Regions from separate parts of the Homo sapiens genome. Here region 1 is linked to region 2. Evidence: chromatin loops called from intact Hi-C (ENCODE). Cell type or tissue: endothelial cell of umbilical vein. All regions are shown on one strand. Links, peaks and the distances in the headings refer to the core of each region. The heading gives the core; the rest is flanking DNA. Region 1 has its middle 230 kb from the start of MIR4305. Region 2 has its middle 130 kb from the start of MIR4305.

Region 1 (16,083 bases), core at 3,887-11,886, 110 kb after region 2:
GAAGTGGAAGAGCAGATGAGGATTCAATTTTTGTGATGCAACCCGAGGTGAAGGGACATTAATTCGGTCTGAAAGTCTGGGTTTCTATCAGCTGTAGAGACTTGCGATTTCTGAGAAGTACCTGGCATGTGAACTGGCTTTTAACCTGCATTATCTACAATAAGTAACTCCACACTTTGGTTTAGGTTCCATTTATTGCCCTCTGCTCGCTCTTGCTCTCTCTCTCTCTCTCTCTCTCTTTCTCTCTTTCTTTCTTTCTTCTTTGGTTTGAGACAGAGTTGCCAGGCTGGACTGGAGTGCAGTGGCGCCATCTTGGCTTACTGCAGCCTCTGCCTCCCAGGTTCAAGCAATTCTCCTGCCTCGGCCTCCTGAGTAGCTGGGACTACAGGCGCGTGCCACCACGCCTGGCTAATTTTTTGTGTTTTTAGTAGAGACGGGGTTTCGCCATGTTGGCCAGGATGGTCTTGAACTCCTGACCTCATGATCCACCCACCTCAGCCTCCCAAAGTGCTGGGATTACAGGCGTGAGCCACCATGCCCAGCCACCCTCTGCTCTTTCATAGCTTTGCAACAGCCTCTCTCCATCACTAGCCACATGCATAGGGATCATAGACCTGCCAATGACAAGAGGAGCACTTAACGTTAAGCAAGTGCTGGCCACTCTGTAAATCAGATTTAATATCATACCAGCTTCACAATTCAAACCCAAGTTGTTTTATATGAACCGGGCCTATTAAAGATAAAGCCTGACCTCCCCATCCCCCTTAAAAAAATGGAAGTTTAAAAGAGAAAAGATTGAAAAAAAGGAAAGAAAACTTCTATTTGTACTTCACACCAGGTCAGGTGACTACTGCTATCAAAATGCTTTAAACACGCGAAATAGAGTTGCATTAAGCAATAATTTCCTATCACTGAGAGAATCTGCTTATTAAATTTGCCAGAAGATGTCCTACCTTGCAGCCAAAATGACAGACTTGTGAATTTCATGCCACTGGGTGTGGGTGGCATTTCAGCCTTTCATCTCTGAAGGTAGAGGGTACAGGTAGGTCTCAGGCAAAGGCATTGATGGCCTCTTTATGGCCCTGCCTTTCCAGGTGGAGGTAGTTTTGGTTTTTAAGAAAACCTGGGGAGTGGGGACAGGAGTGGGGACAGCAAGTTAGCAGGTATGGTCTACCTGGAGGTCAGGTATCCCTGATCAGGAGCAACTCAGGGAGGAAACATGCCACTCAGGCTAATCAGCGCCTGTGATACCATCCACTTCCCTACTAAAATATTGACTAAACCCTTAAACAAAAGACTGGCTAATCCTCAAAGATCAATTCTGCCCTCTGGGGTTTTTCCTAATCAATCTCACCCTTGTGGGTCATGGGAGACATAGTCTTTGCCTTCAGGGAACACTGGGTGTGGATTGCAATGCCCTGTCTGCACTTTTGAATTTTGCAGGTCATTTAACTCTGCTATCAGCGTTAACTTTGTTCAAGTTTAAATCTAGAAATATTTTTCTTCTTATTCGCTGAAACCTTCCTCAACCCACTGCTCACTCCCCTCTCAAAACAAGCCTTTGTGTGGTTAGGAGTAAAACTGTGCCAGGGTGTAGCCTGCCCTCAGCAGAATGGAAGTGGAATGTGCCCTTTTGCTTGGATAATCTTTGTGTCTAAAAATAGAAGAGACACCCCTTACCGTACTGGTGACACACAGACTCATGGGAGATGAATAATCATATTGACAGTCATTTTGGGGGTAAGCAATAGAGAACAATGGGTAAAAACTGATCCTAAATTATAAAAATGAATATCACAAATTTCAAAAGATATTTTCATTGTAAGCTGGAGTTTTTGTTCCTTGCTCAATTCCTCTGCCCTTTTAATTTTTTTATTTTTATAAGCCAAAGCAGTTGCCCTCATTCACAACCTTTTATTTACCAGAGTGTGGACAGGGCACCTCCTCCATGTCAGGGGCACTCACACTCCCTGCATTCTCTTTGAGAGGTCTGACTGCCAGGCTGGCCGGGGAAGATGTGCATTGGTACATTCGAGGCATCAGAAGATAGAACACTTGTGACCTTACATCCTTTAGGTAAAGACACTTCCCCTACACTTTCCAATAATAAACCAACTTTCACGTTGTGTAATGTAGATTTGCAGGTGACTCTGTAAACAGTCATTTTTCCATTGCAAATTTAGGATACTTTACCAGCAATTTGCTTATTTTCAATAAATGGTAAAATAAAAGTAAGGGACACTCAACTGGAGTGAAACATGAGATGCATAACTTGAAATCTTTTGCTACTTACTACCAAATGTTTGTCCCCCTTCTCCACTAGATTGCATGCATACACACTGATATTAGAAAAAAAAAGTCTTATATTTTGGGACCACAGTGTTTTTTTGTTGTTGTTGCTCTGTTTTGTTTTGTTTGAGATGGAGTTTCACTCTTGTTGCCCAGGCTGGAGTGCAATGGCACGATCTTGGCTCACTGCAACCTCTGCCTCCCAGGTTCAAGCGATTCTCCTGCCTCATCCTCCCGAGTAGCTGGGATTACAGGCATGCGCCACCACACCCGGCTAATTTTTTGTATATTTAGTAGAGACGGGGTTTCTCCATGTTGGTCAGGCTGGTCTCAAACTCCCGACCTCAGGTGATCCACCAGCCTCAGCCTCCCAAAGTGCTGGGATTACAGGTGGGAGCCACCTTGCCTGGCCAGGACTACAGTGTTTTTGATGATAACAGCACACTGAGCCCTGGGGTGGAATGTCTTAGCAGATAACGGTGAACAAGATGAGTTCACTATGCCCATAAATGTCTTTGCAGAAGGGCCCACATGATGCAATGTAGGGCCAACAGTGAGGTTATATGAATCTCCTAGCCACTCTCTCCAAACCTGCAGACCGAATAAATATTGCTCCAAGTTGCCTGGAACTGGGAACTTGCCTAGGGACAGAACTGCAGCCTGGTCTTAGAGCAAATAATGCTCAAAGCCAGAAGTCACTTTACAGGTCGCAGAGGCCAACTTCCTTGATGTACATTCTAAGGCTCGAATGTTCAATGTTTAGTACTCTGGAGTGGGAGAGCAAGGACAAGAACGGAAACAGAATTCTGACACCCAGCTATCCCACTGTCTTTCATGGAAGCCGTAGTTCCTGCAAAAGATATCTTAAGATGTATCAATATTAAATTTATAGAAGTTGATAACTGTATTCTGGTAATGTATAAAAATGCCCCTATTCTTAGGAAATAAACCCTGAAATATTTAAGGGTAAAAGACCATGACATATGTAACTTACTTCAAATGGCTCAGAAAAGAAATTTGATGATAAATCATAGATAGATAGATAGATAGATAGATAGATAGATAGATAGATAGATGGAATAGCAAATGATAAAGCAGATGGGTAAAATGTCAGGTAAATCTGGGTAGAGGATTTCAATTGTGTTTATACATTTTATTTTTAAGCAAGCTGTCTGTAAGTTTCAAATTATTTCCAAATAAACAGTTTTTAAAATTTGCCACACAGACAAAAGCTATTTTAGGATGATAAAAGAGGCAAACTCCTCAGGCCTCTGCCTTGAGTTGGCCGTGTTTAGGATGGAAAGACTTCTAGCACCCTACTAGAGGCTGTAGAATTTGGAAAGCAAAGACTTCTCAGCTCATCTGGTGAGATGGATTTACTGGGTAATTTAAAAAAATTATATGGGTGTGTTCATTTCTCTTGTTCATTCATCTTAGTGGCCAGGTATACTTCCTGCAGTTTAAAGTTGAATGAGTCAGCTATAATTTGGGGTAAAATTATCGGTTTATCACAGTGTGCAAAGGTGCCCAATGAATACTGAGTTTAAGGAAACAGACATGTATCTTTAGGACAGTGACAGAACAAATTGAACATTTGCAAGTACTCAACATTTTGTGAAACATTTTCATACGTATTTTGTCATTTGATTTTACCCCAAGATTTGAAGTGCAGGAATTCATCCCATTGTGCAGTTGAGGAAACTGAGGCTCAGAAAGGCTAGTTCTTAATTACAGAGCTGTAAGTAGTGGGGCTGAGACTTGAGTCTTACTATTAGAAATTCTGTGCTCTTGTCACTAGGCTATGCTACCCTGTCTGCAGCTAGAGCAGTACACCCTCCAGCAGACATTTACTATGTGCATTCTAAGTGTCAGATATTGTACATGGCTCTGAAATCTGTGTTCCTGCTGCTCCTATGTGCTTAGTAAAATGGTGCTAATAAACTGCAAAACACTTTACTTTTTGGCCATTTAAAAAATTTCATTAGAGAAATACATACAAATGCCTGTTTTGTTTTGCTATTTTTGCCTTCATTTTCGTGTGCATGTAGAGACCCATTTTAGCTTTTATCATAAATGTGGTACCAATATACCTCACAAAGATAATCATAACACCTCCTGGGAGGTACTTGGGAGTTTACCTAATCCAAATTTTTCATCTTTAGAGATAAGAAAATTAACACCAAAAGCTTCAAGAAAATTGTCTAAAGGCACACAGCTAGTTAGACGCTGAGCCAGGACTGGAAATCAAATGTCTGATTACAGGTTTAGTTTATTCCTCCTGGAAAAGAAATAGTTTTTAGCAAAGTGTAGTTGGTTTTATATTAATACTTTTTTTTCCTTGACATCTTTTAAAAAGGGATAGGCTAAAAAGGGATGCTTTTATGTTGAATATACGTGTGTGTGTGTGTTTGTCTGTGTGTCTGTGCGTATGTGTGTGTATTCCTGATGTAAACATACAAGAAGATTAACAATTAAGCATATTCATCCAGAAGAAGAGGGAAGAACTCAGATCAGCTCTGTTCTGTGTTATATTTGTCTCTCCTAATCAAAACCATATGAGAAGCTAGAAAAGAACCCAGAGCCCAGTATGACTGCCAAAGATGAAGAAGAGACAACAGAGAAAGAAAAATGAGGGAAGAGTGAAGCAGAGACCCCATATTATTTCCAACATTTTAGCACACGCTCGCACTTCCATTCTTTATCAGATAAGAATGTTTTGCACACATTGGGCCAATTTACGCTGCACAGGAAAGCCTGTAGCTGTGCTCTCGGCCCACCACTTCCTGTGGGAGTCAGCAAAACAGGCTCAGCCCTTCCATTCCTTTGACCAAAATGCTTCCAAGTCCTAGCTAGGAAGGGCCCCATTGCTTATCTGGCCATTTGATGGAAGGAGTCCACAGTCAACTCTTGGCAGTCATTAGGAAAATAGTGTCCATTTCTCAGGTATCTTTTCCCACTCTGTGTGTGTGTGCGTGTGTGTGTGTGTGTGAATAAGAAAGCTTAACCTTTTTTGGGCTCACTGCACTCCAGTGCCTCACTATTCATGCAAGTTAATTCTTTACAGTTGTAATGATCTCTTCCCTTGTCCCACGACAATGTAGGTCTTCAGGTGCAGGGAAAGGTCTTCTACCCACCGGAACCAACTTTCACCCCACCTCTTCACTGCTACCAGAGTCCCTCTTCAGAGGGGCTCTACTTCGCATTCTGGGATGCAGAGACTCACAGTGTTTCTTTCCAATACATCATCCTAGGAGAGGAAAAAATCATTGGGAGGCTGCCCATTGAGATCCACTCTTTGGAGTCTCATTCCGAAACCAGCTTCTCCTGAGGCCAAGTGGCAAAGACAGATAAATAATATGGTGTCATTTAATTTACTCTAAAATAGTATTTAAAAAGGTTTAGTTTATGATCATCTCCAGATGTTTTCGCAGGAGTCCTTACTTCTCCTGCATCCCTCTCACACTGGTCATCCCTATTCTACTGGTTCTATATCTCATAGTTTGTTTCCTAGGTGCCACCGTCACCAAACAACTGCTAAGGATTTCTGTCACCCGTCTTCCTCTTGGTGTCTCTGCGGGTCTGAGATGGGAATGGGGAGAAGGAGCAGCTGGCTCCCCTGATTTAAAATCCCTGTCCCTGGAGCTGCCATTCTGCTGGGGCTTTTCTTGAAGGATTTTCTCTGAGGGCTCTTGTCCCTCACCCCAACCCAAATAGACTCTTGTGAAAAACAGAGCTCTAGTTGGAAGGCTCTTTTGGCAGACTGAGTGCCCTCAGAGTCTTTTGGTCTCCTTGCAATAAGGGAGCTCTCCCCAGAGCTGATTCTAGGCCAATTCTAAGAGTACAGGAAGAAAAATGGAAATTTTTCATTCAGGGATTGAGCCCCAGGAGGTGAAAGAGTGCTCCTGTCATCTGCATAGTTAGTATAGGAGAAGAAAAGCACCATTTTCTCACCAAAGCTAGGTTTGTGGCTGAGGCCTCTATAACAAAAGGCTGATAACGAGAGAAAAGCATACAAATGTATTTAGTATAAGTTTTATGTGGCACGAAAGCCTTCATAAGGAAATAGAGACACAAAGAAATAGTAAACTTGTGTATTTTTATGCTAAGTTTGATGAAGAGTAGACAGTTGTGGAAGAATATGCTTGGATCTAATAACTGGGGGGAACTTAGCAAGACTCGTTTGTTTAGATTCTTCTCTGTGACCCTGTATCTTCAGAGATAAGGCTATGCCTTTTCTCTGGGTATAGGGAGGGCACCTCATGAATGAGGGTCTCATGCCCTGCATCCGGGGAAGGTCAGAAAATGCTTTTTAGGTTTTATGACCTGCTGCAGGTGAGAAAGGTGGGGGGAAGATCAGAGTGACCTTCCTGCTTCTGCAGTTTTCTAAAATTCTTTCAGCTTAAAATATTCTGGGGTAGTGTGTCCTGAACCCCATCAACAGTGGGAAACACAGGACCAAAAAGACTCAGATCTGAAATTCAACCCACTGTTCTTTCCAGCATCCCAGTTCTGGCAGCACCGAGCGGCAGGGAACACAAATGGGAGAGCTGGGCTGGGCGAGCTTCCTGTTCGGAGGACTTGGTCCTTTGGTTTTTGATTATATTTCTTACTGAGTAGAAAGAATTATTTATTTTCATTAGGAAATCTGGAGGAGTAAAAGGCCTAGAAAGCATCGGTGGGGATTGTATAATTTATAACAAACTCCATGGGGGGCAGGGCACAGGAAAAGAGAATGACTGATGCGATCAAAAATTCCAGAAATGAAAGCAACCTAAAGATCTTCATAAATATCAGAAATCAAAGATCCTAAAGATATTCTTGCCCAGTATTTTCAACATTTTAAAACTGATTTTCTCACACAACACTTTTTCAATGAAGCTTCTATGCATCTCTACAACCCGAGATAATTTTCAGTAATTTCACTTCTTATAGTTTGGGACATAAAAATATGCACCCTTATAGATTCTTCTGTGTCCCTAGAGGTACAAGGTACTTTTCTTCTCCACATCCGTGGAAATCTCTGTAGCACAATCCCTGTAGCAGATGAAGAAAAATGCCTACAGATGGCCTGCCTCAAATCCTATAGCTGGTTAGCTGGCTGCCCAAGATAAGAACACATGTTTCCTGTCTTCCAGTCAAGAGCTTTATCGTCTATAATATTCTGTGTCCCTACAGTTCAAGTGTATCAAGAATGTGAGATGTACTTAAGAGTTTTCAATTCTTCAAATTCTTTAGAGTGCTCAAAATATTTCCTTGGAAAGAATTATTCGAAGCATCTTCTGGAAAACAAGCACATAGTATATCCATCATCCAAATGGTTCATTAGTCAGAGAGAGAAGCATTGATATTAGAAGCAGAGGATAGAGCCTCAGCCAAAACTTCAATCTGCCTCTGAACACAGGAGAGGGAAGTCAATGAGGATGAGAGTCACAGAAAAGAAGACACAGTGGCCATTTGAATTTGGCATGATAAAAACTGATGAACATATAGCCCAAAGCAGTATAAGGCACGATTCCTAGGTTTAAAATTTTAAGAATAAAATAACCCAGACAAGTGAAATGATAATTATTAAATGCTTATAAGTACCCCCAGGAATCTTCAGAAATTTAAACCACACTCTATAATTAATACATATGGGATTTTTTTTCTTTTAAGACAAGAAAAGTACAATTGTACTGAGAACACACAAAGGAAAATAGGAGAGTTCACCTTGAAAGATATAAAATGCATGTCCCTCTGAGAGTGAGAAAGAAGGTGGGCTCTGACCAGAGGAATCCTGAGAACTACAAGTGACAAGAAAGGACAGCAGTCCCTGGAAGGAATGTGAAGGTGTAAGGATTAGAGGGACTTCCAAGGCTTTTGTAAAAGGAATAGAGAGAAAAGAAACAGGAGGTCCATTAGTAAGAAGAAAGATGGATTTAATGATGAAAATAACATTATTGAGATAATTAACCGCATCAATAAATTTCTCTATTAAAAAGAAGAAAGAAAATATATCCCCAGAATCCCCTGGAATCTTTTCTTTTTGGGGGGGTTGGAGGGAGCAGAATCTGAACCTTTTTACAATTGGACACAAGTAAACAAGCAAATTTTACAATAAAATGAGTTCCAAAGCAAGCAAAATTTATCTATGGTATTAGAAGTTGAGGGAAGGTTAGCTTGGGGAGGAAGGACCGGGACTTCTGGGACACTGGCAATGTTGTTTCCACACCCTTGTGGGGTTATGAGAGGGGTGGTACTTGATGAAGATACGTTGGGCTGGATACTGTGACCCATATGCTTTCTTAGATGTGCTACACATTAGTAAAAAGTAAAAATCAAAACAAAATACAATGAAAGTTTAAAAAATGGTAAATATGGAAACTATCATGATATATAAACCAGAATCAAACGTGGGGTATTAAGAATAAGTAATAATATGGTGAGTGGCTCACATATGTAATCCCAGTGCTCTGGGGGGCTGAGGTGGGAGGATCACTTGAGCCCAGAAGTTTGAGGCTGCAGTGAGCTATGATTGTGCCACTGCACTCCAGCCTGGGTGACAGAGCAACACTCTGTTTTTCTCTCTCTAAAAAGAATAGAATAATGGAATTATAAAGCAGCACAAAGATATTTTAAAAATTGCTAGATTAAAAAAAATTGCTAGAAAGCTGAAGATCAAAAACAAAGCAATAAATCAGGGTACAACCATATCCTACCTTGTCAATTAATATATTCTTGTACAAATTATATATATATATTTTTCCAGTGGATATTTCTCATGGATAGGAATTTATATCCTAATTGAAAGTAAATCATCATATTATAATTTTTCTTTTTTACAACCCAAGTTTTCAAAGATATAATTTGTTTAAATTGAAATGTTTCCAAATATGTAGAAAGGAATAAAATAATATAGCCATATGTGACTTATAAGAAAAGACTATTCAATCAGCCAAAAATAATTTGATTGCTAATTGTGTGGCCAATTCAATACTATTTATCATTGAGCATATAAAAGAAGCAAAGGGTTTTTTTTTCTATTAAGAACAACTAATCTAACTGAGAAGGGAAGACTAACAAATATAAATAGCACACGAAACTACGTTGTTCAATTTTATGTCTATATAAGTGACAGTAGGAGTGAAATAGTATGACCTTATGGTGTCTTAGAGTATGATTTTGATTCTCTCTTCCCCTAAACATATTTTGAAATGTTGAAAAATTATTGTATTGACTGAAATTTGTATAGATTATAAACCAAGGGTCCTCTATTTTATAGAAATCATTGGATGGAGATCAAAATTAGATGTCACCTTCTTAAACAGATTCATTAAATTTTCAAAGAAGTAATGTACAACCATTAAATTTGCATTTGGCTCAAAAACACAACATTTTGTGAAAACCCTAGAAAGTTTAAAAACGGGAGAGGGGAGGAAATAGGGGGAATCTCTCAAGTTGAACGTCAGTATCACTGGGAGTCAATTACAAACACCATGAGTGGGAGGGAATTGGTCAGGACCAAGTGCCAAAAGCAATGTTGGGGTTAGAGTGTAAAGCAAATTACGTTAGAGATGGGAACATGACTTAGCAAGCAATGGTAAAAAAAATAACCAGAATCTGTGTCTCTGTCTAGCCAGTAACAAAACCTCCCACACTGAACGTGAAAAGAAATAGTGCAGAAGGATGAGCAATAGGTCATCTAAACATCCACATTTCAGCCTTGTTTCTAACCCACATTGGTGAGTGAATTAGAGGTTTTCCCTCAGTCCAGTTGACTTCCGGCTGACTGTGTTAGGTTGAATAATGGCCCCACAAAAATATCTACATTGTAGGCCTCAAAACCTGTGCATACGATCCTATAAGGCAAAAGAGACTTTGCAGATGTAATTAAGTTAAGGCTTTTGAGATGGAAAGGTTCAGGGGGCCCAGTGTAATCACAGTGGTCCTTGTAAGAGTGGGGCAAGAAGGTCAAAGGAGGAAGTAGGAGATGTGGCAATCACAGAACTTAGAGTGATCTGGGGAACAGATCAGGGACCAGGGAAAGTACACTGCCTCCAGAAGCTAGAAAAGGTAAAGGAATAGACTCTCTCCTAGATCCTCCAGAAGGAACCAGCTCTGAGAACAACTTGACTTCAGCCCAGTGAATCTGATTTTAGGCTTCTGACCTTCTGAACTGAGAGGGAATACCTCTGTGTTGTTTTAAGCTGCTAAGTTTGTGGTAATTTGTTACAGCAGCATTAGGAAACTAATACATTGAGTAAGATGATCAATTGAATTAGGCTTAGTTTTCCCTAGGATATTTCTCATGCGGGGTATTTAATTAGTACAATGCTTTGGCAGAGTGACAGGTAGTTAGTTCACAGCTAAGCAATGGCTTCTTTCAGAGGATTTCTTAGGTAATTTTTCTTAAATTTTTTCTGCTTAATTTGTGGCTTTAGAGTCTCTACACTTGGAGTTTAATTAAATCCAGGATGGAGCCTTTGGTATTATCAGCTTCTTGGATTGTTACAAAAACCCATTCACTGGTTAGGTTTCCTGAAATTCTTGTCTATCAGTATTCATGGCCTGACTCCAGAATGCATGGGGACTGATACTCAAACTCCAGGAAAAAAAGAAATTGATCACATGGCTTAAGAAAATTCCTACATTTGGAAAATTGTAGATTAAAATATCAACACTTAAGGATCTTAGGGTATTTCCATGGGGATCCTTTGACTCAAATGTCTTTTTTGGTATGTGATTTGTTCCCCTCCTCACCGCAGCAACAAAAATGTTAAAAGAATACTTAAAAAAAAAAGAGTTTATCTATTAACATGTTTTCCCCCTCTTGAGGACAGAAACCATGAATTATTTTGGTTCCACAGACAGTAATTGACTGCCTACTTGATAGTAGGTGACTGAGACTTATTTTTCAAGGAAGGAAAGGAAAGAAGGACAAAGAGTGATGGGAAGAAGAAAGCTCTTTTTTATATCTCCTTTGACACTGAGTGAATGGGGGAGCTGGGATGAATTTCATCAGTCAATATCTACAAGATTTTAAAATTCACTTATACAAAGTGTTGTGTTTACCTGCCTAGAAGCTTACTTCTGAGCCTAGATTGAAGGATAAAAATTAATGCTTTGGGTATTGAGAAATGGTGACAGAAAATGGCAGTGTTGTTGAAGAAAGTTTCAAATAATATTTGAAATACATATTTTAGCTATCTTAAATCTAAATAACTGGTTCCATGTTTTTGTGACTTTCTTTATAAAACTCGACTAACTATAGGCAGAGCCTTAGGGAAGAGTCCCATACATTGCCTAGTTATGAAAATATTGGTGTAAGAAGACACTTTCCAATGCTTCTGGAAACTTCAGTAGAATGAAAAGAACTAATACAGTAAAAGAAAAGGGTTATTGCTTAAATATGAAGGGCTCTATATATACTTTTTTTTTCCCTGTATAGAGACGGGGTCTCACCATGTTGCCCAGGCTGATCTTGAACTTCTGGGCCTTAGTGATCTGCCCACCTCAGCCTCCAAAAGTTCTCGGATTACAGGCAGGAGCCACCATATCTGGCCTGTATGTACTAATTTTTGAATTCAAATCTTTAGTTGGAATGGCACTAAAAAGAGAAACAATTAAATATGGAAACAGTAAGTACTTGAGTTATTAATGAATTGATGCGGAAACAAAGCCTACAAAGCCTTTATTCCATTGAAAGAGAATACAGACAGAATAAAGAGATGGAAATAAAGAAGTAGGCTTTATTCAGCTGCTATTCCTTAGTGGGCCGTGGGATTTGTAGCGCCACACAAGGATGACACCCCACATAGACAGAGGTGGTCTACACCACTTGCACACAATTTGTACATGGTATGGCATTGGGCTAGCCTTGTGTTCCACCTGAAGAAGGGAATCCTGCCCCCTCCGACACAAGGGAAGGCATCTTTCTGGCAGAAAGAAACACTGGTAAGTCAGGAGACCTGGATTCCAGTCCAACTTCTTCTCCCTCGCTGCTGTTTCCTCTTTTGGAACACGAGAGGCCTGAATCTGATGACTCCTGGGGTTCTTTCCTATTCTGAAATTCTCTAACTTTACACTTGGCCTGGAGAACAGTGTTGTCCTTTAAAAGGAATTTTTCTCCCTGTCAGGTTCTCCTGCCCCAAATGTTTCAGGTCCTGATTTGTACACAATAAGGAGCAAAAGGCATCTCCTTTTGATCCTGTGGTTAAAAATATTTAGTTCTTTGGTGTTTGAAATGTTCTCTCCAACTAAACATTGTAACCTTGACATAGCTTGATTTGCACTTAAATATAAACATACTATTGGCAAGACCTCATGAAATAACTGACTTACAGCAACCTTGGAGTTGGCAGCATAACATAACAGATCAAGTTTCTCATTATCATTCCATGCAAGATAAGAGAATTTTCCTCTCATTCAGCTGAGTTTCCGTGCCTTTGTTTGTTGAGTACTAGGTAGTGAGAGCTTTAAAATGCTCAACATCATATTCTGTGATGTGAATTTCAGCAGCCTATTTGGGGGAGTTATTTTTAATCTCTTAATACATGATTACTGTGACCATTTTCTCCTTATCATTGTCTTAGATTTAATTCACAACTGGTGTGATTATTCTTTCTGGTTGTGATGCTAGTCTATTAAGGCTTTGAATCATGAATGCAGCCTTGTAGGTTAAAAAGCCAACAAAATTGCTTTTGATGGGATAAGATTATGAGTGTCCCTGTGGGTTAGTGAGTTTTTAAAAATTTGTTTGCAAGGCCACATAAGTTAATTATCATAAAATAGGTACAAGTGGTCTTGCAGTTCAATTGGAAATTGTAACAAAAATATGAAAGTATGAAGTAAAATGCACCATAACAGAAATGAATTGCATTGCTTCACAAAAATCTTACACAAAAACTTAACAAGCATTTCCATCTTATAAAATAAAATAAGATTCCGTCAGTAAGGTTTGGAGAGATTAGTTCTTAGCCCAGGTTATTCTCCTTTTTACATGATCCTTTCCTATACTAGCTACAGAATTGCAGAAAAATACTCCCTGGAGAGTGAGCTGGCTCACTTCCAATATTCAAATGTCCAGGTAAGGACTATTTGTCCCTCTCAACTTATAATCTTGTTAAATTGTGAGCAGCAGCCTCTGAAGACAGTGTCTCAATTTACCAAAACTATTAAAAATGTGTTTAGAGATATCTAGGAACCAGATGGCAGAATAGGACCTTTTAATCAATCTTCCAGGTGATAAACTGAAACTTACCATCTTTTCCTTCTCTTCTTTGTTCTCATCACTAACTTCAAAACAATGCATCAATCCAAACAGTTTAATTCCCTTATTACTCACCCAAACCACCCCAAAGTGTGAATTTCCCATCAGTTAATAAATAAATTGCAAGACCTTGAAAGAGAATACAGACAGAATAAATAAATGGAAAGATGCTCAGTGGTAAAGAAAAAGTTATTCTGACACTTGTTAAAATGGTAAGAAAGACTGGAAGACTTTGTTCAGGACTCTTGCAATAGGTGTTAAGACAATTGCAACAGAGGAGAGAGACTGAGCTCAACTCCAGATAGAGCAGAGACAGCTGGGGCTTTGTAGCCAATGAGCAGAGTGAGGGCTTCAGTGGATGGAACACTACTAAGGGGAGACATCAACGGTAGGAGGGATTCTTGCTAAACTGACTTAACAGGATTCTTGCTGAAGGCAGGTCAAGGGCTTATATATCAGAAGTAGGGGAAGAGGAACTTGATCAGATATCAAGGGTAATCAGACATCAAGGGTAAGAAATTTTCTCTAAAGTGACTTAGCAGGATTCTTGCTAAGACTGGCCTTCTGCAGGTTTGGCAAGAACAGGAGCTGAGGCTGAAGTCCAGTCCAGAGAGGGCTCGGAGAGGCCTGACTAAACTTTGGTCAAGGAGAGAATCTTTGTCATCAGTAAGTGGTAACTGTTACTAACAGAGCGACATCTTGACTTTGTCACTTGTCTGTCTGTCGATTTATTTCAGAGCACTCACATATCAGCTCTATTTTCTCTCCCATTTTTGCTGCTTTGGAATTTAATGGCTGAATTTAATATTCACTCTACCAAAATTCTACTACAAGTAATTAATTGACACATCCCAGGGAGGTGGATGTGATAGAATTTTAACTGCATCCCTGAAAATTATATGTTGCCATTTATAAGTTAAAAACCTGATTTGAGAGAGTTTCAAAATTGAGTCATTTATAGAGTCAAAAATTGTATGCTTTTACTCCAAAGACATTGGTTTGTGGAAGATGTTACTTGTCGAAGAAAAGATATTGTGTGCTAATAAAAATCAATAAGCTTCAAGGCCGGGTGCAGTGGCGCATGCCTGTAATCCCAGCACTTTGGGAGGCCGAGGCAAGCGGATCACTTGAGGTCAGGAGTTCGAGACCAGACTGGCAAACATGGTGAAACCCCATCTCTACTAAAAATACAAAAAATTAGCTGGGCATGGTGGCACATGCCTGTAATCCCAGCTACTCAGGAGGCTGAGGTGGGAGAATCACTGGAACCTGGGAGGTGGAGGTTGCAGTGAGCCGAGATTGCGCCACTGCACTCCAGCCTGGGAGACAGAGTGAGACTCCGTCTCAAAAAAAAAAAAAAAAAAAAAATTAATAAGCTTCAGAAAGCCACTCAGAAGTTGATCATTTGAGGTTTGTGTGAATTTTAATCCTATCACAAACTTGATTTGATAAGGTAGGAAACTTAAATTATCTACCTTAATTTCTTCATCTATAAAATGAGGATCATCATATAACACACGATTAATTTTTATATGTAATTATGGTAGAAGTAAGTGCTTCTGAAAGACTAACCTCCAAAGAAGATATATCCCTATTTAGTAAAATGGGATAAAATCACTTCCAGCCTGGAGCAGGCAGTGGGTGAGATGGATTCTCATGGTGCACGCATCTCTATGATTTTGTAAGTCTATGATTGCCCCGGATCTGGTAATGTCACTAGTTTTGAGTGGCATTGAGGGGCATAAAGAGAAGGAATCATGGTTATGGGGGAAAAAACAATCTCAATCTCCAATTTATCATCCCAGCTGATAAAAATTTGCTTCTATTCAAATTTGAAAGGGTACATATTTTTAAAAACCAAAAACATTTACTGGATGATTACAGAGCTGTGACAATAATGAAGCCAAATCAAATTGGACAAATATTATCCAGTACATAGAAGGCCCTTGGTAAATGTTTGTTGAATTAAATCTGAATATGAATGATTGCAAGGTATTTTGGAAATAAAAAACCATGAAATATTAGATATCAAAATATAAGAACCTAGTATTATTCAGGAAAAACTAAAAATCTAAATCTTACATGATTAGATTCCTAATCAATGATTCATCTCATTAGATTTTCTGAGAAATATTTAATTAATTAATATAAAGACTTTGGATTTTATTTATTTATTTATTTGAGACAGAGTCTGACTTTGTCGCCCAGGCTGGAGTGCAGTGGTGTAATCTCAGCTCACTGCAACCTCCACCTCCTGGGCTCAAGCCATGCTCCCACCTCAGCCTCCCGAGTAGCTGGAACTACAGGTATGCACCGTCATACCCAGCTAATTTTTGTATTTTTTGTAGAAACAAGATTTCGCTATGTTGCCCAGGCTAAGATTTTGGATTTTAAAATGATGTTTTGAATGTATTTTCTTGCCTTTTAGCTTGTGTTATTAGTTCATACATATTAGATATTTATCAGCAAATATTTATCGAGTGACTACTAGGTGTTAGGCACTATTCTAAGCATCAAGGAAGCAGAAGTGAACAAAACAGAAGTAA
Region 2 (14,748 bases), core at 1-8,000:
AAAGCCTAGGAATCATCAGATGCTTTGTATTTCTAGAAACCTCGCTCTTTTCAAGAGGCCAGAGGGCCATCAGAGGATAACTCTTCAGCTTTCTGCTTCCAGCCAATATGGAGTAACAGGGACTAGAGGTACCCTTCTATCTGAAACAACCGAAAATCTGAAAAAACTATGAAATAATCATTTCAAGACACTGGACAACAGGTAGCTTAAGATAACCTAAAGCAGATGCAGATCTATTTTAGTTAGAAGTTGTAGTTTGGGCAATCAGCAAAAGAGTTTAATTTCTTCCTTGGTGGAGGTGTAGAATGTTGGACATGCTGCTTGTAGTAACCTGTGGGAGGCCCCCCTCTTGTCCAGGTCAGACAGGAGTCCTCCCTAAATACTGTGTGCCATGGATCTTCAAGAAGTGCACCAGAAATGGGTTTTGATGAGTAGAAAACCTCAATCTCTCCTCATTTTCATCCAGACTGAGGATGAAATGAAAATGAGAGCTACACCTGTCCTTGAACATGAGCACAAGCTGATTGTGTTTGGAGCCACAGTAGAAGACAGGAGCCATAGGAAGTCAGGGGCTGCCTCCCCCCATCACAACAGGGGCTAGCAATGGCCTTCTTAGGGGCAGCACCTAGACCACGGTGCTCAGGGGGGAACAGCATGTCTGGAGTCTGTGGCTCACGTGCCCATAAGATGCCTTCTTCCCATGGGATGTGACTGGTGAATAGGTTAAAAACTAGGACTTTGAATCCTGATTTGAAAAGTAAGTGTGATTCTTGAGGGAGCTTCTAGGGTGCTGCGAATGTCCTGTTCCTTGATCTGGATGATGGTTAGACAAGTATGTTTATTTTGTGATCATTCATCAAGCTGTATATTGATGACTGTGAACTTTTCTATACATATATTATAGTTCAGCAAAAAGTTAAACAGGCATAGTGGCTCACATTAATTATGTCTTTTTTACAATTACTTCATTATAGAAGAATGTATTAGTAAAGCTCGAGTATTGATTTCACCTCATATTTTTAATGATGATCCTAGAGGTCTTACATATTTTCAAATAACAAATAATAATTCATTCTCTTTATTCCTGCAGGTGGAGACAAAGCTATATCATTCAATCCTATGCCCTTTGTTAGGAAATATTTACTTTTTAAATGGAAATAAATATTGTCCTTGACAAGAGTGTGGCAGCCATTGGGCAAGTAGGATGGTATTATTTAGAAAATGTTGATGCTTAACAACACAAAAGCCTGGATTTTTTAGTTACCAGATGACTAATATTTGTTTGTTCATTTTTGTTCTGTTTTGTTTTGTTTTGTTTTTTTCATTCCTAATGTCATAAACACAATGCCTTATTTTAAAATTGTTCTCTCTGTTTGATGTTAAATTCTTAGAGTCAAGCACTGTATCTTTTTTATTTTAAAATGATGGTACAGTTGGCAGTATTACTAATGTGCTTGTGAGATTGAAAAGGACAATACTTCCCAGAGGCCTGTTAGACTACACACCAATCCAAACTAACCTTAAGTGACCAGATATTCAATATTATAAAATACAGTCACTAATTTGGACTCTGACCCCAAACCAACAAATGACCTAGAATCTGTCTCAGTTTAATCTCAGCACACCTGAACATCATTTATCTATAGGCAGCTCCTCAAGCTAAGTGGCCATCCAAATACAACTGTAACACAATTTTCATGTAGAAGTCCAACTTGAGTTTACCGAGGGCATTTTCCATTCCTCTTTTGTTGAAGGTCTTCTGATAAACATATAACCTGAAGGCAAGTGAGATCATTTTTCATTCTAGCCTACAGGAAGTGGAAGCTAGGCTGGAAGTGGCCCCAAACAGCATGGATTCTGGGGGGAGAAAGTGTGGTAAGAAGGGAAGCAAGCTGGTTGCTGCAAAGTTTGATGCAGGGCCGGCTCCATCTGGTCACATAACACGGTCCACTCCACACAGCCCATTTAATACATTAAGAAGGGATAAGGAGAAGGCTGTGCCTGGAAAAGCTGTCATCACCTTCATTGATGAGCCAAGAGCTTCTATTCATGGAACACTTAGAATATACCTATTTGTCAGAGTACAGCACACCTGACATCACCTGCAAAGAATAGCTCAGGTGCAGAACCCGTCAGGAGAACATCCTATGAGGGTAATGGCATGGCCTAGAATAGCTGTGAGCAATGAGTGGTGGATTCTAGATTAGTTGGTAAACTCCAGCAGAGACTTGGAGGAGACCACCACTACCTAGAAGAGGCAGGAGCTCTGGGCTTCAGATCCGTCCAACTAGTATTTGCTGAACAGTGTTCTGCACCAGGGGCAGTAAGCATTGGATATAGAAGTCAACAAGACCTGAAGTTCACAAGGAGTTCATAGTTTAGAACACAGTAGACAGTTCACTGAGTTGGAATTTGTTAGAAACTGTAAATAACCAGAGCTTTTAGTTTACTGTAAAGGAGTGAATAATTCATGTGGCAATTGTCCAGATGTCTACAAGGAGATTTCCAGCTCCTGTTCTCTTAGATTCAAAGTTAAGGAAACCTGTTTTGATGAAGATAATGTCCTTAACCAAGGCCCAGGAACAGGGGAGAACAGTGAAGTCCTTCAAATAAAGTTTTCAAGAGAATAGAAAGAGAGGAACCTCTGGGCTCCCACTCTGAAGGCTGGTGGTTCAGGAGCTCCCAGAGTATGGGTGCTGAGATGAGCATGCATCCTGGGGACAGTCTGGTAGCCTGAAAAAAATGTGTCTGAGGGCTAACATGTTCAACTCAGTGTCATTTGGTTGTGGGAACTCCTAAATGAGCAATGTATTAGGGAAGAGCAAGTCTAACTTGATGAACTGCCAGGGACTAGGCAGGAATTGGAGTGAAGGCCCAGTCTCAGGTCCTTGGCCTTGATCATGGCCAACCGCAATATGCTTCAGCCTTGTGGCTATGGCATAGTCAACAGAGAACCTTTTTGAATGCCTGGAATTCAGCTAGCTCTACCTTTGGAAGAAGGATACTTGCTTTGCAACAGCAATGAAGGTCATCAAAAGAGGTGCATCTGAGTCCCTGCTCCAGAAATAAAACTGGAAAACTGAGAATTTGTTGAAATTCTAGTAAACTCCTTGGCATTCTGGGCTATATCAGGGTATATAGTGAGGATGTCGGAAAACTGAAGGTAGTAAGGCAGGGATTAAAGGGGTTGGATTTCTTGTTATCTGGCCATGTGAGAAATTAAGTATTTTACTTTGGGTCTTCACTGGTAAATACTACCTTCTCATATTTATTTAGTTTTTCTAGCCAGTCAAATTTAGCAGTTGGGGGTTTTATACCAACTTTGGTGACACTAATGTTAATAAATTCTGATAACCCACTACCATCAGACCAGCCCTTCTCAGATTGAAAATTAACTTATGTCTATGGTCATTTTCTAGTTACTATTCAGGAGTTCTCTCGTACACACAATTCATCCTTTAAATTGTTAACAGTGTCTACTTACACTCCTCCATCAGAAACAAAAAGGATCAGAGAATTTACCCTAACAGGTATTTCTGCTAATCCTTTTATTTTTGAATTATTTAATATTTTTGATAGGGCATTCAGAAGAGACCTCAGCTGGAAGATTACACCTCATACAACATCTTGCTTTTCTAGTTTATCTTGTATTTAAACTAAATCCTTCAGATGAGAAATTGAAGCAGAAGGACCACTCCCAAATCAAAACGGAGAGAGTAGGGGTTAAGAGTACTTGGAGGATGGAGGATTTTCCACTTTGCTCAGCTTTGGGGAGTGAAGGAAATGATATATCAAAGTAGGGACAGAACTCAATGCCCTGGGATACAAATGTGATGTACAGAGAGTAGGATGATCTCTATAAGGTACAGTCAGGATAGAGCCCAGCAGTGCCTCAACCGTATACATCCCTGGCTCAGGAAATCCTGCACTCCAACAGCAGGAAACATAGGAGCACTCTGAAATCCTAGGGCTTAAAACTCCTCACTGGTGGAGAAGGGTTAGCAGGCTAGCAAAGGAAGCTATATGAACCCTAGTGAGAAGAGAGGAGGAAATCAGTGACCCAAAACAACCAGGCTTGGGAGGCCAGGCTAAAGGGAGAAATTTCCCTCTCCAGGAGATTACAGGAAGCTGGTCCAGACCTCTGCGGCAGCATGAATAGCCAGAGGAAGGAATGGGGAGGCAGATAAAGAGGGCAGCTGAACACTGGCTCGGCCCCTTTTAATCCAGCTGACAGTGAGTGGAAGGAGAATAGTGGATGCCCGGACAAGGGCATGTGGTTCTAGGTGATCGTGGGATCCTGCAGAGTTTGTTGTCAATGGGCAGGGAGTGGAGAGGAGATGCACAGTTGTTAGGACTGGACAGTTTGGAAATCACATTTCAAGAAAATGACAACCCCAGTAGGGTAAGTGATATTGAAACAAGGTTTGCAGAGAGAAAATGGTACTCACTTATATTTGCACTTTTAAGATTCAACTTTACAAAGGTGGCATTTCAGACAAATATGAAATTGATAATCATTTTTTATAGGGCTCCCAGGAAGAGCCACTCTGTGATGTGAATTCTATCTAGCCCTGCTGATTTGAGGTCTCTGGATTCCAGAGGGGACACTTGGATTTGACCCACAGCAACCCTATTAACTCATTGCTGAAATGAAGCAAAACTTTTACTTGTTGGTTGACTGATTGATTCGTGTAAGCCCCCTCAGATTCTAGCATGCATGAGAAGAGGAAGAAGCCTGATCAAACTGTCTCCCATCCATAATACAATAACTATACATTATTAAGAAAGATTTGCATCTGAAATGCTCAAGACAACTGAGACACTTAATACTATTAATCACATTATGAGCCCCAAGAGATTGCTTACTGGAAGGGATTTTGAGAAATTTACAGATGGGAAATGGAAGGCACCACAAGTCTGCTGGTTCTCTGCCCATTTTTTTTCTCAAAGGTAGGAAATGTCCCTCTTCATTGTGAGATTGGCTCATCATGCTGTGAACTATAATGAGCAGACTGGGTCAAGGGTCAGGGGAGTGGAGTGAAAAAGAGAGTGTGGGTGGTCACTGCACAAAAAGCCAGTTCCAGGCAAGATGGTCAAATTTAGTTTCAGCAAAGTGTTCTTGCACTGCCTGCCAAGAAGATGGGGTTAATTGGTAGGAAAGTGTGGGAGGAAACTGATGTTAGTGGAACATTTAACTGCATGCTTTAGCATTTAACTGGATTCTGTATCAAGTGATGTGTGTGTGCGTGTGGTGTGTGTGGTGTGTGTGTGTATTAACTCACCCTACAACCCTAAGAAATGAGAATTAGTTTCACCATTTTACAGATGAGAAACAGATTAACTAATCTTGCCTGGCTGCATAGAGTTACTAAGAGGCATAGTGAGGCTCAGAACAAATAACTGACTGAGTCCTATGTGTTTGCTGTTTTAATATGATTCACCTTATTTGTTAAGTGTTAACTATATATATATTTATGCACATACACACATATACATATATACACATACAACACACACACACAATCAGTTCTCTATTTGTGCAGGTTCTGCATTCACAGATTCAACCAACAGTTAGTTGAAAATATTTGGGAAAAAAACAACAATACGACATTAAAACATTTTTTAAAATACAGCATAACAACTAAGCACATTGTATTAGGTATTGTAAGTAATCTAGAGATTATTTAAAGTATTCGGGAAGATGTGTGTAGGTTATATAGAAATACTATACCATTTTATATCAGTGACTTGGGCATCTGTGGATTTTGGTATCTGTGGGGATCCTGGAACCAATCCCCCATGGATAGTGAGGGAAAACTGTATATATTTCATTTTATTTTCATTTTAAAAAGTTGCAGTTGGCAGACAGAAGGCAACTATGCTTCCTTGCTATGGAATTTCAGCCACTTAGGATAGAGGTGTGGAGCAATTACATTTTGGCATGGAATTTTCTCGAAATGCCATGCTTAGAGCTTTTCCTGTGTGACAACTGTTACCACTATAAAATAATAAACGGTAAGCAGAGTGCTTAATTGCCCTTTCCATCTTCACACGTACTCCACCACATGGTAATCAGTATATGGTCCTGGATGAATATTTATTTCAGCCCTCCCTGTGAATATGCAGGAATGTGAGGTATTCAAAGCAGGAAACTGCACCATCAGCAACATTGTCTTTGATTGTTGGCATTTGCTCACAGGCGTCCACCCAACGGCCCATGATCATCTTGTAACCAGTGCAGGACCTTGTGCTTCTGGAGCCATTCCAGTTGTGGGAGGTGATGTCTCGGAAAACTCTGCCTTGGGGACTGGCTATAGAAATGTGGCCAGATGGCTTTGTCATCTTCCCCTGTCTACTCTGTGACTCTTCATCTGGTGGAAATGCTGTGAGGGATGAACCAAATGGAAACTCAGATTTACTCTTCAGAATAATGCGGATCATAATACGCACACACACAGCATGTAGAGTTGCTGTGTGGCTTAAATAAGTAAATGTATGCAAAGCACTAAAATGGTGTCTGTCTAAGTGTAAACACCAATTGTGTTGGCTATTATCACTATTGTTGTTCTTATCTCAAATATGTGTTACTTTCTAAATAACTTTAGTGTTCATAGATTGTTAAAAGACAAGATGACCTGAAGAAAAGTAAGCCCTAAAAATCCATTATTAACTTTTTTCTCCACCACTCTTTTCTTCTAAACTTCACTATTCTTTGTGTTTTCACAAAAGTTGCTTACTTCACCTGGCAGAGATAGCATTACGCAGGGGATGATTAAAATATACTCACTTGTACTTGTTGGTTTTAAATTTTATTATTTATGAATAGGTAATAGCATGTACACTGTAAAAATCTCAAAAGGCAAAAAAGGATATACAGTAAACATTAAGTTCCTCTTACCCTGGACCTTAGCCATCAAGTTCTCTTCCCCATAGGCAATCCCTGTTGCCTAATTTCCAATTCCCCTGCATACTTTAAAGATCATCTGTGCATCTGCACTCAGACCACTCACACGTCTAAAACAAATGATAGCACACTACACACAAAGTTCTGTTCCTTTTTATGCTCAATGATATGTTTTGCATCATATTTCACTGCCGTATAAATAATGCTGCCTCGATTTTTAAAATAACTGAACAGTAATACACAGTATGAATTTACTCCAATTTATAATCCAATCCTTAGTTAATGGATATTTTGATTTTGTTGTTAAGAATCATGCAGCAATGATGTACCTGTTAGACATGAGTTATTAATTTCTCTTCGAAGAATCAATATGTCACTACGTTCAATTCTTTGCCTTCTACTTTTAAACTTCACTTCCTCATAAAGCAACCTTTTGCGATCATCTGCTCCACCCTGACTCATTCCAATCACCTGCTCCACCCTGACTCATTCTGATCACCTGCTCTGCCCAGACTCATTCCCATCACCTGCTCCACCCTGACTTATTCCAATTACCTGCTCCACCCTGTCTCATTCTCCACCCTGACTCATTCCATAACCATTTTTCCCACCAAACCAGTCACCCCCTCACCCTCTTTAAATTAGCTAATCGGAATTAGTTTAGCTTGTGTGGTCTAACCTAGCCAATAGATGAATGACACAGCAGCAGGAGCCACGTTCGTCAGGGATAAGAACACCTTCCCCTTCCTTGTCCAGGGGTGTACTCACCATTGCTCCATCTGTGAGGGCGCACCCTTCTATAGAAGTAAATTGCCTTGCTGAGAAGAAAAAAAGAAAATTTTATATTTGAGTGCTATTTATTTTGTGGCACCAAAACTATTTATAACATACCTGATCTTTATTTTAAATTTTTGTTTATTTAAATATTAAATATATTATCCACCTGGTATTAATTTGTTTAAATAAATGTGAGGTAGGGTTCCATTGCTATTTTTTAACCAGGTAGGTTATATTGACTAACCTTCACTTTGAAAGTGATTTGAAATACACTTTTCATTTATTAAATTCTCCCTTGTGTTTAGGCAGTAAGGCATAATATTTGAGAGTGTGGGCTCTGCAGTCCAGCTATCTGGGTTTGAAGTTTATCTCCTTTATTTGCGAGTGGTACAAACTTGAACAAATTATGTAATTTGTTTTTCTCAATTCCCTCATGCACTAAGTGAGGATAAAAATAGCAATAACACCATGAGATTGCTGATAACAAAATGCAAGGTAAAAATTGTGTAAGGCTTAAAATTGTGTAGCCTGGTATACAAGAGGCTCTAAATAACATAAGCTATTATTGCTTTTCTACTTATTATTATTTCTGGCTTTTGTAGTCTTTTTCCCATTGTTGATCTTTCTACTATTCACAAAGCATGAGTCTAGTATCTGTAGATTTATAAACTAATTAATGTAACTTTTCAATATGTTTTAATATCTCATAGATACTGTTCTTCCTCATTACTTTTCTATTTTATAAATTTCTATTTCATCTGCTTCATAAATTTTGCATTCTCATAAACTAAGAATCATCTCCTGTAGTTAAAAAATATTGTTTGTATTTTTGTTGGGAGTAGAGTGAATTAAAATATATTGACTTAAGGAGAACTGACATCTTTATAATATTGAATCTTCCTGTTTGAGATTGGACTTTATGTCCATATTTTAAAGTCTTTGTTTATGACCCTAAGTATAATTTTAACGTTTTTATATTAGGCTTATTTCTAGATACTTTTTGTTAATATATCATCTAACTGGTTGTTCTTCATATATATAATGACTATGAATTTTTTCTCAGTCTTTTTTCTGAATTCTCACATCATTTGTGTTATATTTTTAAGTTGATTCTCTTGAGTTTTTCAGGTAAACAATTATATCACCTATAAAAATAATGTTGCCACCTTAAATTAAGAAAATGTTTTTCTATTGTCTAATTGCATGGACTGTTGCCTCAGGAACAGTATAAGATTGCTTACAAAAGCCTTGCTTTCTTGTTCCAGATTTTAAAAACAAGGCTTTCAATGACAATCTCGCTAGCAAGAAGCTGGTATACTTACATACATACATACAAACAGACAGACACCCACTTTCTATATGTATATCTAGATAGATTTAGATAGACATATATGTGTGATTCCTGTTAAGATGAATCTATTTTTGGTATTTAAGATTTTAAAAATCTAGAATGGGTATTATTATATTGTATTGAAGCTCTTAAGCATCTATGGAAATGAAAGTATGATTCTTCTCTTTCGACTAATTAATATGTGATCCATAGTATTTTAGTAACAGATTTCCTAATATCGAATGATCTAGGCATTGATTCTAGCAGATTATGTCTATGGGTATTTTATTTAAGATTTTGCATCAGTATTAATAAATGACCATGGTCTATGGGTTTGCTTTTTTGTGTGCTATGTTTGCAGAGTGTTTGTAGTTTACAAGAGATTTTTGCAAACTTCTATTTATGACAATATGGTAGATTATATATCTGAAAAAAAAACCTTCTCATTACAGAACATATACAAAACTGCTGAATAAAACGAGGCAACCAACATTTTAAATATATGGTTAATAAGGTTTTATATCTGTTGTGGTGTCATTTTTTGGAAATTTTCTATTGTCATAAACAATTATACATTATCTCTCGGTTCCCAAACTTATTTGCAGACTTGAAGTACTCTTCTGTGAATAACTCAAAGTCTGTGTGTCTATGATCATTTCCTATTATCTTTGTAAATGTTGCATATTTCTGCTTAATACTTATTTTATTAAATTAGGTAATTGTTTATCCACTTCATTATTTTTTAAAGTAGTTTTTGGAATTATTAACTCTATCATTTTTCTGTTTTGACATTATCAATTTCAGTTTTCATACTTACCAAAATTTCCTTTTGTCATTTGCTTTCTAATTTCTTGAGATAATTTTTTGTCAATATTTTGCTATGAAAAATTCTAAACATACAACAAAGTTGAAAAAAATTATACAGGGAACACATAGATTTATTGATTTCATAGATTCTACAAATAACATTTTCTTTATGATCATTTGTAACATTTATCTCTGTTTATCCAGCAATCCATCTTACTGCGTTGACTTATTTCAAAGTAGTTTAAGAAATCAGTTTTCTTCCCCCAACTATTTCATTATATAGTAGACTCCAGAACAACGCAGGGGTTAGAGGTGTCAACCCCCGTGCAATTGAACATACGTGTATAACTCTTGAATCCCCCAAGACTTAACTACTAATAGCCTACTGTTGACTGGTAGCCTTATGATAACATAAACATCATTAACACATTTTTGTACGTTATATGTATTATATACTGTACTCCTACAATGAAGTAAGCTAGAGAAAAGAAAATGTTATTAAGAAAGTCATAAGAAGAGAAAATATATTTACTATTCATTAAGTGGAAGTGGATCATCATAAAGGTTTTCATCTTCATTGTCTTCACACTGAGTAGGCTGAGGAGGAGGAGAAAGGGGGGTATTGGTCTTGCTGTCTCAAAGGTGGCAGAGGTGGAAGAAAATAGGCAATGGTAGAGATTTTTCTACTTTTTAGCTTTTACATTAATTTCTAGGTTTACTTCAAGTAACTAGAGAATGTTATGTGTATTATTTATACAGGTAGAAATTCACTGAGCTCTTCACTGTAGCCTAATACATGACATTGTAATAAGCATTGTATGGACACTTGAAATGAAGGTTTGCCCAGGAATTAAGGGGGCTTCTAGGATGTAGAACTTTCAGTGCTAAAACTGAGACAGTCTTGAGTAAACCAGGACAAGTTGTTCACCCTATCTAAGAATAAAATTCTTAGGTTACTTTTTTTCATTGAGAACTTTGTAGGTTTTACAGACTGTCATTTTTAGTAGTGAATATAGCATTAAAGTTGTCTGAGAACAGCATGAGTATTTTTCCTCCACTCTAATTGATTTGATATTTTATCTTTGAAGTTCAGTGACTTTACTAGACCATCTTAACAATGATTCTTCTGTATCAATTTTTCCTGCAGCATTGCATGTCACCTTTATTTGTAGAATCAAATCTTCACTCAATTCTTGAAAGTTAAAAACAATTATATTAATAAATATTTGCCACTTTCATTATATTGTCCTCTTCTTCAGATAGAAATTATGCCTTTTTATTCTCTCTGCCATTTATATTTTTCTTATATCTCTTATAAGCCTTAATTTTTGCTTGCTTTTCAAACTTTATTTTATTGTTGTAAGAACACTTAATATGAGATCTACCCTGTTAACAAATTTTTAAGTGTACAATACAGTATTGTTAACTATAGTATAGTATTTTCTATTTTCATATACTTTTACTTGCTTTTCTCAATTCTCTTCTCTATAATCCTTACTGTATTTCTCACTTGCTTCAGTTTGACCTTTGTTTGTAGAATTATTATAGTTTTACATTTCACTTTTTCCTATGTTATCAATTCATGTTTCATCTCTTTCTATTGTCCTACTATAAATTCTCTGAGCTCTTGCATTTCTGCTTTATGCTCTTGATTTAGAGAAGTGGTTGCTTCTTAAAGATTTAAAATTTACAATGATATATACTTGGTCAAAATGTTCATTTGTTAAATGCAACTTATTTTTTTCTGACGTAAGTGCTTTCTGTGGTATTTAAAATTTCTGTTTCACCCCTTGTTCCTCTTTGCAGTATCTTTGAAGTACATAAATTATTTCTGGATCAGCGATTTGTTAGAGGTTTGTGGGGAAAAGGGATCAGTGCCATGTTTCAAGCTAGCAAATATTCTTCTTAACATTCAGGGTTGTGTGTGTATGTGATGAGTTACTGAAACATTATATCTCTTTAACTAAACTCAGTATTTCGCTTTCTAATCTAATTGATGGGTCATTTCCTGCAAAGGTGGCTTCTCTCTGTGATTCCTCATTCAACCATACCTTCCAGGCTTCCTGAAGCTATCAAGAGTACTTATGTATGTTGTTTCAAACAAGAGATTGTTGGTTTTATCCCTTTAAGGGACAAACCTTGGAAAACTGTATTCTGTTGTTTTCTGAGATTGGCAGCTTGAGCACTTTTTCTTGGTATCTTGATCTCCACTGATTTTGCCAGCTCTTCTTATATATTGTTATATATATACTTCCTAGTGTTGCCATGGGTGGAGCTTGCATTTCTATTACCTTTCCTTGTTGTTTTACTCTGCCATTTTAAAAAACAATTTGAGACAGAGTCTCTGTTGCCCAGGCTGGAGTGCAGTGGTGCAATCTCGGCTCACTGCAACCTCCACCCTCCGAGTTCAAGCAATTCTCCTGCCTCAGCCTCCCGACTAGCTGAGATTACAGGTGCCTGCCACCGTGCCCAGCTAATTTTTTGTATTTTTAGTAGAGACGGGGTTTCACCATCTTGGCCAGGCTGGTCTTGAACTCCTGACCTCATGATCCACCCACCTTGGCCTCCCAAAGTGCTAGGATTACAGGTGAGAGCCACCATGCCCAGCAAAACAATCTTAACAGTATTCTAAATGATCTATTTTGAAAAGACACAGAGCATTAAAATTCTTTATTTTGCTTCAGATGTCTCTACAATAAAAAATAAAGACTGTTTGTTGTTGTTAAGTGGTTAAAATGATGAGTACATAAAACCAGCTGGGATCCTTAAATATTTAGGTAACATATCTTGAAGAGTTAATTTTCATGAAAGAGTGCTAAGAAAAAAGAGACAAGAGATGACACCCACCCTAAAGCTGATAGTTAGTGGGTACACCTAAGTACAGATGAACCATATATTTACAGTTGACATTGGGTCTGCTTGGGCAATTATCTGCTGTGATTGTTAGTTCCTATACTGTACCATTTTTTCATATTGTACCATTTTATTACATATTTTTAACATTACCCCTCTCCCCAATACAAAGTAGAGATTTGTTACTTATTTGAATACTTTGGTCGGTGTGGCTAGCCAATTTGAAAGAGTTCTTGAATTTTTCCACACTGACCAGATTAACCAGATAATTGCCGTGTATCCAAAGTATTACTTGAAGCTGACAGCAGAATTTCTACTTCCACCTCTTTTTTCCCTTTGACTTTACAGGCAAATTAACTCTACGGTGGCTTTTCTTCTTATCCAAATATTGTATTTATGAATAAGACCCTCTGATTCATATTTTCTATATTAATGCCAAAGCAATGTTTATATACTAACAGTAAATGGGACTGTTTATGCAGTATAGCCTGGCTGGTTTATTATGGTTTCAGGGGAGCTCCTTTCTCAGGATGTGAAAGATCTAGTGTTGGAGATCAACAAACCCTTTCAGAACCCATCAGCGGTAGACAAAAATCCTTGCTGCTAAACCTACTACTTTGGCTCCTTTTCTCCATCAAGGATTAAAGAAGCAAAAACAAAAACACGCTATTCAATCATACCCCAAGCTGTGTTAAGCCAATTTGTGCCAGGGGTGATAGTAAGAGTGGCAATTGCCTTCAGATTAATTTTATCTTCCTTCCAGGTCCATATCAAATGTTTGCAACCTACCTTCCATCCCAACATAACGTGTTTAATTCATAGTTTGTCTGGTTAGATTTTGCAGTGCTTAATGTCTCTATTAATAATGCTAATATTTGATGAATATTTACCATGTGCTTTCCATGCTTTTCCTCATTTAATCCTCACAACAACCCTATATAAGTTTGAACCATTACTATCCCAAGTTATAGTTAAAGAAATTGAAAGTGAGAGATGATAAGCTTATTGTGTAAGATCACACAGCTAGATAACAATAGTACCGAGACTCTGACCTGGTCCATCTGACCCCTAAGCAATGTTGACCCCATGTGCACACTTTCTTCTACTTTGGGCCTCTGTACTTTATATCCTGCTTCCTTAACCTAGTGGTGGTTTTTAATTCTGGCTGCAAATTAGAATCACCTCTTAGTTTTTTAAACAGTATTAATTTCCAGGGATATTAATTTAATTGATCTGAATGGAGATCAGATTGATATTTTTTTAAAAGTTCCCAGAGATAAGAACTACAGCTTTAATCATACATTTTTAATGGGAAAACTTGGATACCTTGATTTGTATATACTAGGTTCTCAAGAAAGGCATCTTTAAGTTAATTAAATGACCATAGATTGTTTTCTGATTAATTTAGTAGTGTTTGTGGTACAGCTATGTATATTGAAAGAACAATGTCTTGGCCAGGTGCAGTGGCTCACACCTGTAAACCCAGCATTTTGGGAGGCCCAGGCAGGTGAATCACTTGAGGCCAGGAGTTTGAGACCAGCCTGAGCAATATAGTGAGATACTATCTATAAAAAAAAAAAAAAAAAAAAAAAAAAAAAAAAAAAAAAAAAAAATTTTTTTTTTTTAATTAGCCGGGCGTGGTGGCACACACCTGTAGTCCCAGCTACTCAGGAGGTTCAGGCAGGAGAATCACTTGTGTTTAGGTGTTCTAGGCTACAGTGAGCTGCGATTGCACCTCTACACTGCAGCCTGGGTGATAGAATGAGATCTTATGTAGAAAGAAACAAAAAACAAAGAAAGAGAGACGGGGGCAGAGAGGGAGGGAGGGAGGGGGGCAGAGAGGAAGGGAAGGGAGGAAGGGAGAGAGGGAAGGATGGGAGGAAGGGAGGAAGGAAGGAAAATGTCTTAATCAGCCATTTCTTTCAAGGGATCAGGGAGGTCAAAAGAATTTTCATAATAGTAGTAAACACCATTTGCTTTTTCATTCTCAGTCTCTCATGAGTGTAGAGTAGTGTTTTCTTGAGGCTACAGGATATGGAATAACATGATGAGTCTGAAAAATAATACGATATGTGGT

The links. Peaks named below come from ENCODE experiments on the same cell type or tissue, not always from the same donor. Only the 100,000 strongest peaks of a DNase experiment are listed, where the experiment ranks them.
Region 1: it touches region 2 in a loop (4-fold over the local background); 3 of 110 quality-filtered maps call a loop at or near these places.

Annotation. Positions count from the first base shown.
Region 1 is chr13:39,887,962-39,904,044 of GRCh38, forward strand. No RefSeq gene overlaps it. Among named protein-coding and RNA genes, the nearest start is that of MIR4305, 230 kb to the left of the region's middle. RefSeq lists an enhancer at 4,911-5,205. In endothelial cell of umbilical vein, for the core only: no CTCF peak of the experiment used is centred there; DNase peaks (open chromatin) are centred at 5,070 and 7,460; H3K27ac peaks cover 4,679 bases.
Region 2 is chr13:39,782,136-39,796,883 of GRCh38, forward strand. It overlaps a transcript of COG6 not described here and the pseudogene RNY4P14. Among named protein-coding and RNA genes, the nearest start is that of MIR4305, 130 kb to the left of the region's middle. In endothelial cell of umbilical vein, for the core only: no CTCF peak of the experiment used is centred there; DNase peaks (open chromatin) are centred at 1,136, 2,446, 4,116 and 5,106; H3K27ac peaks cover 1,599 bases.